2 separate regions of the Homo sapiens genome follow, and region 1 is linked to region 2. The links are chromatin loops, found by intact Hi-C in ENCODE. Cell type or tissue: dorsolateral prefrontal cortex. All regions are shown on one strand.

Region 1 (2,500 bases), 480 kb after region 2:
TCACTGGCTGCGTGGCTGAACAAGGGCAAGATGCCTGGGTGGTGACTCTGAGAAACTCCCTGTTTTGTCCCCCCCGCCTTTGCATTCTGGTTCCTGCAAGCCCATCCCTCCCCATAACTCTGATAAATGGCCAGGCCCCTTGAGCAGAAGGAGGGGCATTTTCAGTGCACTGCAGGGAGCTGTGTAGGGCCTTGTTCTGCCTGACACCTTTATTAATCGCTCAGCCAGGAAGATAAACAGATTGTTAATTAAATTTGCAGATGTTGCTAAATTGGGTGGTGTTCTGATCGTTCAGTCCCCGGAAGATAGAATGGTCCCACATCGGGCCTCCGAGAGATCAGGCTGGGCCGATGCTAGGCCACAGGTGCTTTAGTGCGTGGGTAATAGCAATGCACTGATTATGGCCAGCGTTTGTTGAGCATTTACTGTGAGCCCAGGAATCACAGGTCTGGATTTCAGCTACTCACATGCTGGGGGCTTTGAGCAAGAGTTTTGCCCTCTCTGGGCCTGGATTTGTTCATCCGTGCAAGATAGGGGTCCCTCACAGCTGTGGCATTCATGAGCTTCAGTGTTTGGGACCTTGCCAAGTGGAGGCAGGGGCCCTGTTTTCCATTTCAGAGGGTGATCAGCGCCCACTGTCCCCGCACTAAGCTCTACTCTTTTGGGAAGTAGAGAGAGTCTTGAGTCCCGGATCTTGGGGTGGGGGGATCTGGGGGATCTGAGGGGTCTGGGAAGGCCTGATGCCTGAGGATCTGTATCTGTGTGCAGAGTCCAGGGGTCTAGGACATTGAGGGGCTTTGGGGCTGTAATGGTTCCTAGGAGTGTAAAGAGTCTAGAAGGATCTGAAGACTGAGGGCAGTTTGTAGGGGTTTGTAGAGTCTAGGGGTCTGAGGGTCTGGAGGGTAGGAGGGATAAACGGTTTGGGGTCCAAGGACTAGGGTTTGGGAAGCTGGAGGTGTTGGGGCCTGGGGGATCTGGTTCTGAGAGTTTTGGAGGCTTGGAGGTTATGGAGTCTGGGGCTTTCTGGAATTCAGTCTTAAGGGTCTGGGACTCTGGGATGGTTTGAGGACTTAGAAATCTAGCATATGGAAAGTCACAGGGTGTGGGGGTGCAGAATTGGGAGATGAGGAGTCTAGGAGACAGGAGTTTGGGGAGAGTCTGGAGTCTCAGTCTTGGTGGTCTTGGGAAATCTGGAGCTGGAAGTTTGAAGGTCTGGGATCTGACGGAAGAGAGCCAGGAGCTGAAAGCTGAACGTGGCCAAATAGCGCCACCTAGTGTCCATTTCTCCACATTACAGCCAGAAAGGAGGTGGCCTAGGTGGGCATTTCTGGAAACCCTGAGGGCAGCTGTGCAGGGAGGGGGCTGAGCAGAATCTCTAGGCTTACAAACTTGCAGTGTTACGCCCGCTCCTGGCAGAGAGTGTGTCCATCTTGTTCACTGTGACCCAACATGTAGAATAGCACCTGACATGTCCTAGATGTGCAATACTCTCTTCTTAAGTGAGTAAGCAAGGGAAATTCAATTTGAAAGTAGTTCACCTGACAAGGGCAATGCTTAACGCACACCCCAGTGTGAGCATACAGACACGCATGCCCACCAACAGCCAGCATTCATGGAACACTTATATTGCCCCAAACAGCACTATGATGTAGGCACCGCTGCCATCACCCTTTCACTGAGGAGGAACCTGAGACTTCCCACGTGAACGCTGTGCCCTGTATCCAGGGGAATTACAGAAAGTCTAGACCTGCACTGTTCCAGACGGTGGCCACTGACCAGGTGCAGCCAACAGTGGCTAGTTCACATGGAGATAAGCTCAAAGTGTAAAATATGCACTGCATTTCAAAGACGGTATAAATACAAGTAAAGGACCACATTAATAAGTGTTTATGTTAAACGCACGTCTACATGATCATTTTTGGATATGTTCTGTTGAATAATCAGTTTCTTTTTCCTTTTAAAAATATGGCTCCTAGAAAATTTAAAATGACATCGATTGCTGGCGCCCTACGTCTCAGATAGCGCTGGTTTAAAGTGAGTCACTGATCACTGGTGAATAAGACTCAAGTCTTGGTGGTGGGTGGGTGGGGACAAATTTCTCCAGGGGTGCCTGGAGGTAATGGGGGAAGCCTGACTGGTGGATCTGCGTGTGGGGGAGAAATTAGTCTAGGAGACAAGTTTAGCCAAGGAATGTCCCACAGAGTAGAGTCCTTGAGGGACCAGATGTCAAGTGCCTCTTGAGGGGCTAGAACGTAGGTCATCAATACAATCTAACACTCCTACCCCCTACTTCCTCTCCCTCTCCCCTTACTTGGGCCTTAGGGATAGGTAGAGAGTTGGGCAAGGAAAACTCATTCCAGGCAAAGATGTTGGGTATGGGGAGGAAGGCATGTTGCTTAGAAGAGGGATGAGGATGCTGGGCAGCTCCAGTGAGTGGAGAGGGCGGGGTGAGTGGGGCAATGGGTGTGGCAGAGAACGAGAGGCTAGAATGCTGCGTAAA
Region 2 (2,500 bases):
TTTGGTGTGCAGGGCCCTGCATGCCCACCCTATGGGGCTGGCCAGGTCTCAGAACCAAGCAGGTGCTCCTGGTGGACTGAACCTTTGAGCTCAATGCAACTGGACAGATGCTTATTTCAAGAAGATCAGAATTTGATTTCTGTGCTCCCTGGGGGTGTGGGGTGGCAAAAACAACCTGACTTGGCTGGGGAGCAGGGTGGCGGCTGGCCCAGGAATGCATAGCCGTGTGCTGGAGGCTGGAGCCCCTGTCTTGTTCTCCTCACAGCCGTGGTGTTTGGTGGAGGCCCAGGGCTCCCCCTCTTTGTTCTGTGAAAAGCAGAGGCCACAGAGAGTTCCTGTCCCTGTCTGTGAGGGCATTAGGGCTAGAGTTCCCTGTTTGAGGGAACAAGGTCTGCAGGTAGGCCCCCACCCATGAGCTGTACAGGTCAACTCTCCATCCCACCTATGAGTGCACACTGAGCCTCAGCCATCCTGAGTCCTGCGCTCAGTGCTCCAGGGATGCCCAGAAACCATTCCTGCCTGTAGGGAGCTCATGGCTGGGATTAGAGTAAAACATGAAGCTGAGGAGTTAGGCCACAGCAGGAGGCTGGGAACTCTTGGGAACAAGTTCTGTGGACACCCCATGGAAAGAGAGGGCCGAGGATTGTAGGCAGGGAGGTGGTCAGGGAGGGCTTCCTGGAAGAGGTGGGGAAGGGACTACAACTCTAGAAGGAATGAGCTGTCTGTGAGTACACTTTGACTATTCTCATCTCTCCCCTTCCTTAGAGCCCAAGTCCTGAAAATGTCCCCTCAAGCATGTATGAGCAGGTAGTTTAGATTTCAGTCTATGCAAAAAAGCAACTGCAGGAGCTATTCTCCATGGAACAGCATCTCTGGTCACCTGGCAGCAGCTCAGAGGCCCGGCCACAGTCCTGGCTGTCGCCTGTGCCTGGCCTCCACTGCCTGTCTCAGGCCCTTGCCCTTCCCATTCCCTGGCCCTCCACATGGTCCACCCTCTGCCCTTCCAGGATGGTGTGGCCCTCCGTGGCTCCTGCTGCTCCCCGGCCACTGCTCACTGCCAGCTCTCTGTGAGTCTCTCTGCTCTCTGGATCCTTCTCTGTGTATTTTGCTGCCCAAAGCCCCAAGAGACAGCATCTGTTTGGCTGGACAGACCCTGGGCGCTGTGCCACACTCGAGCCAGGCTACTGACAACTACCCTGGGTCAAATCTTTGAGGCTGGCCTCCCCAGCTATGGCCAGAGCAGCGGGGTTGCGTGGAGGTGCTGGCCCTCCTCAGGGCAGCAGTGTGGCAGAGTCCTCGGCTGTGTGGGGGGAGCAGTCTAAGAACCCTCACATCCAGGATCATTCCAGCGATTCCCAGCCCTCGGGGCACCCTCAGGCAGCGCCACAGCCAGGCGGGAGGAACAGAGGCTGGCCAGAGCTGAGACACTGCCTCCGACGCAGCTTCCAGTATGCCTTGCACCAGGGCCCCACCGTGGGACCCAGGTGGCAGCTTTGCTGTTCTCGACAAATGCAAACCCCATCCTGTGACACCAGCCAAGGAAGCAGGCACCGCCAACAGCTTGGCGCTCACCAAACCGTAAGACTTTTTGGGCAAAAGATTTTGTTCTCTCTGCCCCACCAAACACTTGTCTCTTTTGATTTTGCCATTGTTCTTTCCAGGGAAATCTAATTTTAAAGCAAAAAAAATATGTTTCCTAACCAACAGGACACATGTGTGTGCCAACAAATATTTGATTTGAAAGCAAGTCTTTGCTCAGTGTAAGCTTTGTTTTTAACGGACAGGACAAAACACCGGGACCAGCTGTGCAGAGCATGTGTTTGGCCCCGGAGGCCCAGTGTTCCTTTCAGCTTGGAAATCTGGCTCGAGGTGTCCAGCTGGGACCCCATCGTAAGGGTCACATAGTTTCCAATCTGGAGGGTGAGGCGGGGCCCGGTGGCAGTAAGATCTTCCCTTTCAATAAAGAACCAAAATATCCCAGTCTGCAACATTATCAACCCCGGATGTGTCTCCACACACAAAGCCGCTTGCAAAATAAAGCCACATTTGAGCTCAGGCCAGGGGTGATGTTGAAAACAATGCAGCTAATAAGTCACCAGTTGCTGGATGGAATCAAACTGTTTTTGTTTTGTGGAGGTTTCTCAGCTTCTGGGGCAGCTCTTCCGCCCCAGGGGGAGAGCCTTGTGTCAGCCTCTCTCTTCCTCCGCTCCAGAGATGCTGCTGTGTCCCCACAGGCCTGGGGCTCCCAGGGCAGACCTCAGTATCCCACACATATACTCAGTCACATCTTCCATAGCGTGTGCTAAATCATACCCTAGACCCAGCCCAAATAAGAAGAAAAAATACCAGTTGCATCCAGTGGCAGGAAACCTCAAAGGTCAGCGGTGACTGTCGGGTGTCTGGATGTCTCTGGGATCAGCACCGTGTTGGTAGCGGGGGTTCATACCATGGAAGCACCAAGCAGGGCTGTGTGGGGGCTCCCGTGTTAGGGACAAATGCG

The links. Hi-C counts contacts between places; a loop is a spot of excess contacts. Peaks named below come from ENCODE experiments on the same cell type or tissue, not always from the same donor. Only the 100,000 strongest peaks of a DNase experiment are listed, where the experiment ranks them.
Region 1: it touches region 2 in a loop (2.2-fold over the local background); 2 of 110 quality-filtered maps call a loop at or near these places.

Annotation. Positions count from the first base shown.
Region 1 is chr2:121,079,081-121,081,580 of GRCh38, forward strand. No RefSeq gene overlaps it. Among named protein-coding and RNA genes, the nearest start is that of TFCP2L1, 200 kb to the right of the region's middle. In dorsolateral prefrontal cortex, CTCF peaks have their summits at 1,286 (motif pointing left) and 1,488; a DNase peak (open chromatin) is centred at 1,281; H3K27me3 peaks cover 1,138 bases.
Region 2 is chr2:120,595,250-120,597,749 of GRCh38, forward strand. No RefSeq gene overlaps it. Among named protein-coding and RNA genes, the nearest start is that of LINC01101, 130 kb to the left of the region's middle. RefSeq lists enhancers at 1-71, 2,263-2,500. In dorsolateral prefrontal cortex, no CTCF peak of the experiment used is centred here; DNase peaks (open chromatin) are centred at 1,162, 1,438 and 1,947; H3K4me3 peaks cover 922 bases; H3K27ac peaks cover 1,812 bases.